Linked DNA regions of Mus musculus: region 2 is linked to region 1. The links are chromatin loops, found by intact Hi-C in ENCODE. Cell type or tissue: heart. All regions are shown on one strand. Links, peaks and the distances in the headings refer to the core of each region. The heading gives the core; the rest is flanking DNA.

The links. Peaks named below come from ENCODE experiments on the same cell type or tissue, not always from the same donor. Only the 100,000 strongest peaks of a DNase experiment are listed, where the experiment ranks them.
Region 2: it touches region 1 in a loop (6-fold over the local background); 16 of 42 quality-filtered maps call a loop at or near these places.

What each region holds. Positions count from the first base shown.
Region 1 is chr2:129,405,664-129,411,525 of GRCm38, reverse strand. No RefSeq gene overlaps it. Among named protein-coding and RNA genes, the nearest start is that of Il1b, 37 kb to the right of the region's middle. In heart, for the core only: a CTCF peak has its summit at 2,848 (motif pointing right); a DNase peak (open chromatin) is centred at 2,935.
Region 2 is chr2:129,295,017-129,300,878 of GRCm38, reverse strand. It overlaps Ckap2l (cytoskeleton associated protein 2-like), which reads left to right and starts at 3,667. Exons shown (of 9, transcript NM_181589.3): 1 at 3,667-3,774; 2 at 4,499-4,565. The coding sequence starts at 3,738. Gm14023 (predicted gene 14023) reads right to left here and starts at 3,509. Exons shown (of 5, transcript NR_040371.1): 1 at 3,477-3,509; 2 at 2,042-2,115. It overlaps Il1a (interleukin 1 alpha), which reads left to right. Exons shown (of 7, transcript NM_010554.4): 7 at 1-1,269. The coding sequence ends at 168. In heart, for the core only: a CTCF peak has its summit at 2,429; DNase peaks (open chromatin) are centred at 3,018 and 3,558; H3K4me3 peaks cover 1,096 bases; H3K27ac peaks cover 1,071 bases.

The DNA of each region.
Region 1 (5,862 bases), core at 1,438-3,937:
GACCGACCTCTGGGGCGGGAGAAGGTGTCACAGAGACTGCTACACTGGCAATGACCATTTAAGAACAAAGGTAATTTCAGCATTCACACTGCCCTGGCCAAGCTTTACTTAGACATGATTAAGTACCGTAGGTTCACTGGGCTCTGATATTTTTTTAATCAAACTACTGAACTGAAAAATTGAAACCAAATTAAAGCTTACAAGAAGGCCAACTCCAAGACCAGGTCATCCTGTCCATGTGTGCATACTGAAGTGTCCCTGGCTGCCCTCCTGGGAGAAGGTGTGCAGAGTCTCTTCGAGGACTCTCTGTTGAACCACAAGAGCAGCACTGCTTGGCTTCATATGTTGCTGGGGCTTTGTGAGGTGTTGTTCTAATCATGGCTCAGGAGCTATGCAAGCTGAATTCAAATAAAAACCAACACTCACAAGAATGCAAATCAGAGCAGAAAAGGAACTCCTTAAAGGTCGAGAAATATCACCCTGTGAAAGGAGAGGATGCTGAACTGAAGGCAGTGGAATCTTTTCTCTTCTATGCTCCAGTTTCCAAATCTTTTCAATAGTCTTAAATCACTTCTAAAACAAAGGAATGGGGCCAGTGGGATGGCTCAGCGGGTAAAGGTGCTTGCTGCCAAGACCTGGGTTTAATCCTCAGGACCCACAGAGTAGATGGAGAAAAGCAGTAACTGTAGGTTGTTCTATGACCTACACACACACACACACACACACACACACACACACACACACACACACACACATAGATGCAAGAAAACAATTTAATTTATATTTAAAGTTATGGGACAAGTGAACATACTTAAGAGAAATCGGTTTGGTAGAGAAAGGGAAACACATTTTCCTATATGTGGCACTTCCATGCATTTGTGTTAACGAAGGAGCCAGTCATGGTATAAGCAAAACGCACAGTTGTTGCAAAATCAAAGAAAACCCAGTTCTCCACACCCCTAGATGTCCTAAGCCAGTGTCACAACAGTTATGTGGTTATCGTGTGTCACAAATTAAAGTGACACAGTAAGACAAGACAAAACAAAACAAAAAATCTACCCGATGAACTAATAGCGGCCACCAGCACACCAGACTGGCTCATTGACTCTGGCACAGGAAAAGATGCTCAATAGTCACTGTAGGGCAGTGGCTACAGCCGGTAGGATGCCTCTAAGGATCCATCAAAATTAACTAAAGCAAAGGCACTTGAAAAGATGTGGGGCCACTGAAACTCTCAGTCAGTGCTGGTGAGAAGTTCAAAATGGCCAGGCCACTCAAGAGAACAAGCGTGCAGTGAACAGCTGACACAGCAAGTCTATTCCTAGCCAAGAAAAATGAAGATGTAAGTAGACATTAAAACTTATATATGACTATTTGCAGCATCTAGATTGACGTGAAATTGCCACCAGTGGTCGAATGTATATCCAATGTTGTATATATTCGTACAACAGTTAAACACTAGAAAGAAATGAAAACATTAACAAACCTAGATAATTATAATGAACAAGGGAAGCCCGACACCAAAGACAACACAACACACAATTCCATCTAAAGACGTTATAGAAAGGCCCAGTTAAACTGTGGTGACAAAAAAGTGAATCATGTCTGCAATGGGGTTAGGGTAGAGGGTGACTTGATTGGAGTGTTGGTTTAAGGAGTTGGACATTTATTGAAAATGAGGAGGTTGTACGTACCCTCCATTGGATATTTTGTTACATGTAAGTTATACCTCAATAAGACAGTGGGGGTATTTTTTGTTGATTTGGTTTGGGTTGGGTTCTTTGAAACAGGGTTTCACCTCAAGTCCAGTTTCCTTGGAACTCATGGTGTAGACAAGTTGGACTCAAACTCGCACCCTTGAGACTGGATCAGCATCAGACTAGACTCACCGGCATGAGTCAGCTTGTCTAGCTTAACATTGATTTTAAAAGAAAATATTATAGCTAAGTGTGACATCCATAGGACCCCTCATAAGTATATACATCAGTATTTATACATGTCAAAGAAAGGGTTTAGCTGGGGTATCAAGTTATGGTCCTTTTGGGGTCCAAGAGAGCTTTGGGGTAAGACGGGGATATAAAAACAGGGCTGGTTCTTTCCCTGCAGATTCTAAGGTCTTTGCATTTTAGAAAAAAAAAGTTGCTTAGATAAAAGAAGGCCAGGAAGCAACTGGAACTTCAATGATTAATGAGCGTGCCAGGGAAAGATGACATTCAAGTCCGTGGTTTTTAATTCTAGAAGTGGGGGCGGGGCGGGGCGGGGACGGTGGATCCACATCCCATGGGAACTGAAAAGAAAGATGCTCTTTGTTATCTGTTAGCCTTTCTAGCACAGAAAATGTGTCCAAACAAGGATATAAACTTCGACAAAAAATTAATCCTATAGTTCGTAAACAGAGAGTTGTTTGTAAATAGAGAATTGTGATCCTTCTAGTGCCAGCTCCTCAAGGACTGGGAGAGCTCTCGCCCCCTCCTCGGCCTCCTCTGTGGCTTCTGCACAGCAGGCTCCTTCAGACCAACCCAGTTTGCTACCCACCCAGCTCAGTTCTCTGGTCCCACCATACTTTTTAAGCATTATAGAATCCTACATCTTACTCCGTAAAATATGAATCATCCCAAGTTTTATATCAGCCATCTTTTTATAGCCACAGATAGGGCACATTTAAAAATATACGTTTCACTTTTAGTATACCGACTAGCACATACGGACGCTATTTGTGGATGCAATGCGTTGACATGGAGCTGGAGCACAAATAGCGCATTTTTCTTATAATATCTATTTCCCCCTATCTTTATTTAGTTCAGTTTTGCATTACGAAGTTCCTGGGCTGATGAACTCAGCTTGGTAAACTCGCTCGAACTGCGGGCGTCCTGCCACTAGGTGGCAGACGGGTTGAGTCGCGGCTCTGCTTATCTGCGGTGGAAGCAGGGGCCTCCTAGCTCTTGCTGCCTGCATCCCTGGGAAGGGAACTTTCCAAATGACCGCCCAGTAAACATGGCATCTGTTTGCTAACATCCGTAGAACGTGACTATCTAATGATAACCAAAAACGTGCTTCAGAGGAAAACCTTCATTGAAAACGTTAGATTTCCAGCCCAGGATTCTGAACGCAGGGACTTTTCAGCCAAGCGAAGGTTTATTAGCTTCAGGAAGCCTGGTTTTGCTCACCATTCTTAAACCAATCCAACCAAAGAAACACTAAACGCAGCTCATAACCCCTGTTTTGATATAAGATATTGACCTCTTTTGCCTCCAATGTGTTCCTCTCTGATGGTCAGAAGTCCATAGACCAGGTCTGGGGCAAAGTTGAGCAGTACTGACAGCGCAAGGAATTGGAGAATCTAACCAAGTCTTCCCACATGCATGCCCTCGCCTGCTCCCCACTGAGCGGACTCGTACCCACTTATTTTCTTTGGGCATTTTCTGTTTTTCCCTCTCCATCTCCGGCTCCCTAAAACTGCTCCAGATAAAAGTTGACTTGAGGACCCAAAAGGAGTGAAGTGACACTGTCCTAGTGAAAGGCACAAAGGTTCTCTCTCCTCCTCACTAAGTTTGTGGCCCGCGTCCTGATCCCTGTTCCATTTTTAGTCGACATCCTGATCCCTGACCCAGGCCTTCTGTTTCTCGATTAAAATCAAACTTTAGCAGGAATTCCGCGCAGTCAGGCTACTTTCTCGCCCTGACGTCTAACCACGTTCCTCACTCTGAGTCATCATCGCCCAGGTGACGTGCAGTGTCCTGCCCAGTCATCTGCAAAAATCCTGTTAGGTGAGTATACCAAGAACCTTCCTGCCTCCTGATATTTCCTGTCTATCCTGTGCCACCCTCTGCCACCCACCGTGCTCCCTGCTGTAGATTTTCTCCTGCCCCTGCTGTATCCAGAACCCAGCCCAGCTCTGCACTGCGTTCTCTTTCCCCATTGCAACAGTCCTAAAATGAATCTGTTTCTCCCGTTATAACAAGTAGCTCTGGCTGTCCTTCAATGTGGGGTCATTTTTACTTCCGGGGTAATTTTTCTCAGAGAACCGTTTATTTGTTGTGACATTTCCTGCCTTTAACCTACACTTTTCAGAGCTGTGCCTTTATGTTAGAGCCAAATAAGCCTTCCCAGGACTGGGAACAGGATGGTCAGGCAGGAGGGAAGACACTTGAAGAAGAAGGAATCCTAGAGGAGCCCTGGTACTTGCTGCCCCTCCTATTTCCGGCTGGGTTCTGGGACAGGAGCAAGACAAAATCCCAGAGGTATTTAGACATCTGTGGCTCCACTGGGAGCCAGGAAAGCTACAAGCTGTAGAGAGATAGAAATGATGGCACTCATAGCAAGAAAGTACTGAATTCTGTGCAAATACAGGCAACACGAGCTTTCTGTGGTCCAGAGATCAGAGGAAAATCTAAAACTTTCCTTTATTCTACATCTCACACAGAGGGGTCTACAGGCCTGGAAGCATGTTAGTATGGTGAGGACCCATGCTGTCTTTTAGTGGGAACCACAGAACTCAAGGCCCATGATCTGAGGTCATGCAGCCAGACATATATCAGCATTTTCCAGAGCCACCACAAACAATGCCTTTCCACATGATCCCTAATACAAAGCTGGTTTCTGCCACAGTACAAGAGGAGAACTTCACCTGAGATTAAATACATTATTTTATTTGGGAAGTTATACTTTGCTTTATTAAGACTTATTTTATTTCATTTACGTGTATGGTGCCAGTGTGAGGGGGTTGGGGAGTGGGTGGGAAAATATACATGTGGGTGCAGTACCCTCAGAAACCAGAGGAGGGCGTAAGATTCCCCTAGACCTGGAGTTAAAAGTAGTAAAGAGCTGCCTCCGTGATTCAGGTGTCTCCTGCTTCGTAGGCTGCACAAAGTACATGGGATGGGTCATCTCGGGGCAGAACCTGCCAAGCCTGAACAGGAAGAGCTCTGAGTTGCGGTTTAATACATGCACATCTCTGTGAGACAAACACCGCAATCCCCATTGTCTCTGACGCTATTTGGCTGATGGGAGATGAAACTCAAACTTTTGCGTCTGGCAATTCTACACCTAGCTAGCACGAGCTCTCTTTCATTATACCACACTTTGGGCGTACTGGGTGACTGCCTTAATTTTCAAAATGTCTAACTTCAATCGAAGTGACAATGTAGGCATAGCAACCATGTCCTCTAACTTCCTGTTGATTCGGCATTTGGCTCCCAGTCAACCCCTTAAATGTTGGCTATACCCTGCCACCCAGCAACCATCCCTCCAGAAATGCCTTTCCATTTCTTTATTTGTAGACCTGTACTGTTCAGAGTGGCAGCCATGGCCACATGTGGCTACTGAGAACTTGAAATGGGACTCACTGAAATATAAAGCCTAAAACACACACTACATCTTATGTACAAAGCACAACATAGGATGTAGACAATCTCACTGATAACTTTTATATGATTACATATTCGAATAATATTTCTGATATTTCAAATTAAACAAAATATATTAAAATTTATTTGACCTATTTCTTTTTATTATTAATTATTTTTTTCTTTCTTTTCTCCTTTTCTTTTTTCTTTTATGAGACAAACTCACATTATTGAGTCCTGGTGGACCTAGATCTCACTATATAGATCAAGTTGGCCACAAACTTGCATTGATCACCCTGTGCTGCCTCCTGAGCACAGGGGTAACCAGCAGGAGCCACCTCACTGAGCTATCTTCTAATTTTTAAAAAAATAGAAACTAGAAAATGCTAAGTTACAACCTGGGTTCACAGTTGCATTTTATAATCACATTTCTATCTGCCCTGTTCTATAAAATTAATTTGATTTCTATTTTTAATGTAATCCTATATTGATTCTTTTTCAAGGCTAGTGACTTCTC
Region 2 (5,862 bases), core at 1,326-3,825, 110 kb after region 1:
CTCATCACAGGTAGTGAGACCGACCTCATTTTCTTCTGGAAAAGTATCAACTCTAAGAACTACTTCACATCAGCTGCTTATCCAGAGCTGTTTATTGCCACCAAAGAACAAAGTCGGGTGCACCTGGCACGGGGACTGCCCTCTATGACAGACTTCCAGATATCATAAAAGCAGCCTTATTTCGGGAGTCTATTCACTTGGGAAGTGCTGACAGTCTGTATGTACCATGTACAGGAACCTTCCTCACCCTGAGTCACTTGCACAGCATGTGCTGAGTCTCTGTAATTCTAAATGAATGTTTACCCTCTTTGTAAGAGAAGAGCAAACCCTAGTGGAGCCACCCCGACATATGATACTATCTGTTATTTTAAAGAGTACCCTATAGTTTGCTCAGTACTAATCATTTTAATTACTATTCTGCATGGCATTCTTAGGAGGATCAAAAAGACTCTACACATATTACAGATGGGTTAACAAAGGGATAAAACAACTGAAAAGCACACTCAATGCATTTGGAATATAAATTCACAGACCAATCTCACTGTGCACCTTCGGCTTCAAAATGCCAGTTGAGTAGGATAAAGGTATAAGAACTTAATGCTGTCATTTTCAAAAGGAAGGGGACAATAGCTACATCTTTCCTACCTCAGTGGGTTTTACTCCAGTGAGATCATTTGGATGAAATCCTCCTGTAACAGACCTCAAGAAGGAGACAGACTGTTGAATGTTATTTTTAAGTTATTTTATCTATGTATTTATAAATATATTTATGATAATTATATTATTTATGGAACATCCTTAAATCCTCTGAGCTTGACGGCACCCTCGCAGCAGGGTTTTCTAGGTGGTCAGTTAGATGTAGTCTCCTCTAGAGCTCCATGCTACAGACTTTTACACTTTTTCCACAGCCACGAAGCTCTCCGTACATTCCTGCACTTGGGAGCCCTTTCATCATGATCTTAATCTGTGCTGTTTACTTTGTGCATCTAAAATGATAATTGAGTCAGTCTTTCTCCCTCCCGTCCTTAAAGCTGTCTGGGTATTCTTACATCATTCAGTCTCACCTGTAACTAACACCAACCATCTAAAGATGGAAAGAGCTTAACTGTGACAACCACATCACTGATACCTGAAGTTTCTTTTCTAGAATGTAATCAGTGTTTCCCCTGGATTCCAATTTTTTTTTCAAACCACAGTGTCATGTAACTATCAACAATAACAATCAACTCATTATTATTAATCATAATTAAATAAAACAGGTTTGAGCTGATGTATTTATTTGTTATCTTTTCTGTTTGGGTTTTGCAATGGGATGGTTTGGGTTTTGTTGTTGTTATGTTTTGTTGTGATGCAGTGAAGGGGTTTTTGTTATTTGTTGTCTTTATTACTTCACTGCCTAAAAGTTAGGGACAACTGGTCAGCACTCACGTAATTCACTAAAGTTAGCATCACCTTACAAAACCAGGATTCCACACAGCTCTAAAGGAGATGTCACCATCAAATCCCTCCCCTCAGAGGTCAGGGAACCCTGTGGAAATGGAGACAGGAGTCGGGGAGACAGAAGGGATGTGAGAACAAGGCCTTCTAAAATAACTGAGCAAAACCCATATGCGTTCACAGAGCCTGAAGCCTGAAGCAGCAGCCGCAGGGCCTACACAGGTCTGCCCAGGTTTCTGTACACACACTCTAGCTTTCAGTTTATGCTCTGATGGGACTCCTGAATGGAAATGAGTAAGTCTCTGATTCTTCTGCCTACTCTTGGAGCTCTTTCATTTTTCTGTTGGCATAGCTTGTCCAACTTATATATGATGATTTCTGTTTTATCTTACTATATTTTGCTACATTTTGTTGTTTTCCCCAAAAAATGCATTTAAAAAAAATTCAGGTTCCATAGCTTTTCTTTCTTTTTTTTTTTTTTTGCTAGCTGCCAGTATTCACAGATAGATAGCACTGAAAATTATAATATTTCCAGGCTCAGTTAAAGGATACAATCCATATTCAGTACATGTGTATGCCGATGTAGATGTCCATACAAACTCACCATATAATGTACCACCAAAACCAAGTAGTGGTTTTAGAGACAATACAGCAGGTTAGAAGCTGCTTTCCTGTGACCTAATGAAAAAGAAAGTCAGAATCAGGAGTAATAGACTCTATTTTAGAAAGTGGGGTTGGAAATTCACAGAAACAATAATTGAACACCTGAAATGTGCAGTAACCCTTCACCCAAATTCTTGTACATAGCCCCGATAAGACGTGTTGAGCTTTGGTGGTATCCAAGCTTTTGTCTGTCTGCAGTAAGTAGCCATGTGTTACATCTCCTCAGGGAAAGTCTTGTCACACAAGTGGATGTCGGGATGTCAGACCCTATGGAGCTAGAGTTACAGGCAGATGTGTTATGTAATATGGGTGCTGGGAACCAACTCTGGTGGCCTGCCAGAGCACTGCATGCTCCTTACCCCAGCCATCTCAGCGCTTTTTATCATATTAAAAAACAAAAACAAAAGCAAAAACTTTTGTGATTTTTTTTTTATTCTCCTTCACTCACCTGATAATGTTTAGGTATGCCAGTGATAACCTTTTCCTTCTCTTTCCTTCATGATTTTTTTTTTCTTTCTAGCAGGCCTTTGTTAGCATTTTAACTTTACCTTGTAGATGTTTTTCTGTTTAAATAAACTATTATGTTTCCATGTTTTATTTCCATTCTTAAATTTATATAATTCTGTTCTTTACATTTTCTATTAGGAAATCTTTGTTATTCTTTTAAAAACTCTTCTAACCCCTTGCCCTTTTCTCTTCCCACCATAACATCCTTCTCCAATAAATATCTTTTACGAGATTTGCTGCCTCATATGACTTTCGCGTTGGAAGAAGCCAAGAAGCAATTGACAGAGGAAGGGAAGAAACAAAGAAGTGGAGCGGGGCAGAGGCTCCTGAGCTCCTGGGCTGAGCTGGAGATACCCTCCCCTGGGAACTGCACTGCCTCAGCTGACGAGGCTTCCTCTCAAAGCTGTGTGGTTCCCCGGCTCTGATGTCTCAGGGTGTCCTTCCACAGGAATACCTTCTGACCCTCAGAGCTCTGTGGTTTCTGGGTTTCCGAGTCTCAGGGTGCCTTTCCAAGGGGACACTGTCCCACCTCAGAGCTGTGTGGCTCCTGAGCTCCTGTGTCTTAGGATGCCCTTCCCTTGAGACACTTTTGACAGATTGCGCCATTTTGACAGCTCCCGCGAGCTGCTCAGGGACTACACGGAGTTATGTTGTTTCTGTCCGGTATTCGGCTACAAGAATGAGAACAATAACTGATACGGACCATTTTCGTTTGGCATGCTATTATTTGCAGCCAAAGCCAGCCTAACTGATAGCACAGAGACTTAGGCTCCGGCTTGTTTCTCCCCGTTTCTTCAACTGTCACAACCGTCCTTAACCCAAATTTGGCTACAATTAGAGCCACTCCTCCGCCAGCCAGCATCACCCACCAGCTCCCACCTCAGAGGCACCGCTGCGGAAGTGACCTAGCCATAGGGCGGGCCTTCTCAGAAACTCTCCAATCGCAGAGCCTCAGGGGAGGTCCCCAGTGGGAATCGCCGAATGTCCATTTCCTGTTATCCCGCCCTCTCCGTCTTTTTATTGGCGAATTTCAAAGTCGCGGAAGCCAATAGGAGCGTCCAGACGGGCGCCCGGTTCTCGTACTAGAACAAGGCGCGCCCTTTGAAGGAAGAAACTGTCGCCGTAGAGCCATGGTGGGGCCCGGCCCCACTGCCAGCGCAGCCGCGGGTAAGTGTGGTCGGCAGCCTCCAGAAGCTGCCAGGCCTCCCCCGCCTGCTTCAGTCTCCCCCGAGCTCAGTTAGGTTAAGGACGCTGGACCCGGGCCACGGCGAGGAGCGGCGCGCTCCGTTGCCGCAGGGGGACACCCCTGCATTGCTAGTTATGGCCAGAACTTTGACAGCAGTCAGGTGGCAGGTTCGGCCCCAGTCCGAGTCTCTGCAGGTTCACTGATAAAATGTGCGCTGTCTGGAGGTTGATTGATAAACTGTGGGCTGAGGCTTAAGGATGCTGTGAACCCTGGCCTCCGAGGGACCTGGAGCCCTTTCTACCTCTCCAGTATGCCCCTCCCCCGTGTCACCTTTGAGATGCACACTCTGTCCTCACTTATGGGCCTGCGGTTCTGCGCACCGTCCTAGGCACACAATTTGTAACTCAAGGGTTAAAAAAAAAAGTCTTGATTCCAAATCCTGGCTTTGCTGCACATTAGTGGGTAAATTTAAGCCTGTCACTTCATCTGAGTTTCAAACAGCCAAATACCTCATAGGATTGATGGTTAGTGTAAACAGCTTAGTAAAGAGCTTGGCACCAGGCTGATACCGTTGGTATTGAAAGCAAGCATAACAGGACTGGTGACTTTATCAAAGCCAAAATAGCTACAGGGAAGTATCATATTTAAAGATATAAAGGGTTTTCTGTAATGTTTTTGGTGTTTGCTCGTGTCCATGTTTTACAGAAGAACGGTGGCAGAAGCTCCAGGAGTACCTGGCAGCCAAGGGAAAGCTAAAGGACCCCAACGCCAAGTGAGTTTACCTTCCCATAGTTACACTGGCTTTGTTGCCCCGGTTGCTAACAGCAATGAACGGACCAGCCCTTCTGTTTCCAGTCTGTTTGACTTGCATCATGGTGAATCCTGTAATAACAAAAGGAGCATTTCAGTCCTTGATTTCAGGCATGACTTAAAAAACAAAACAAAACAAAAAACCAGCAACCCCTAGGCAGTGCTGTCTATTGGCAGAAATTTAAGCATTTTTTTTCCTAACAGTCTCCAAAGGAAGGAAGGCTCTACACTACACTGTTACCCACATCTCTGGAAGCTCTTCTGGTTCCTTCTTTCTCCTGGGAAAGTTGGTTCCCAGCAGCGCAGATTTTGATCAAGAAACTGGAGGGCATTTCTATGGTGTGTGCTTACGAAGACAGGAGAGTTGGTTATGGTCAGTCCACAACAGTGGCATGCCAGCGTCCTCCCAACTTGTCCTTTGGTGTTCCCTGGGCATGTATTTGAGGTGGACAGAACATCCTTTGCTTTTCTCAGCACTGTACCATCTTTGCCCTGTTATTTCTCTCTCTTGCTTAGCAGGGTGTATTTGCCTCCCACTTGAGTAGCTCGGTTGGTGTGTGTATGCCAGAGGGGGATTTTGGGTGTCTTGCTCTAACGCTGTCCACCTTATTCCCATAAGACCGGATTGCTCACTGAACCCGAAGCTCACTGCTTAGGTTAAGCAGGCTGGCCAGCACTCTCTCTCCCATGATCCACTCATCCCTGTCCCCTAGTGCCTAGGGTTAGAGGGATACTCACCGTGCCTGATTTAATGTGGATGCCGGAGATCTTCCTAGCCCAGGTCATTTTACCTTGGGTTTTTCTCACCTCTACTTCCTGGATTAAATGAACCAAAATTGTTTTCTCAACATACCCATAATGTCTCTCTCCTCCCTCCCTCTCTGTGTCTCCTTTTCTTCTCACTCCTCTTCTTCCTTCCCCTCTTCCTACCCTCCCCTGTCCTGTGAGTGGAACTCAGGGCCTGTCACATGCTAGACAACAAGCACTCTGCCACTGACCTACATTCCCCAGGCCTGTCCGTCACTCCTAATGCGTAAAGATACAGGACTTACTAAGCTAGAGACGTGCCTGCCCCCTCACGCCTTCTCTCGTCCAAGTCTCTGTTAGACTTGGGATCTGGTCCATGGAGATGGAATCCTTCTAAACTGAGCTCTGTTCTATCTCTCCTTTTGTTTCACTAGCTAGACTTCAACTTCAGATTACGTCCTCGTAGGTATCAGAATCCCCAGATGTTCCATGAAATACAATAGTGTTTACGT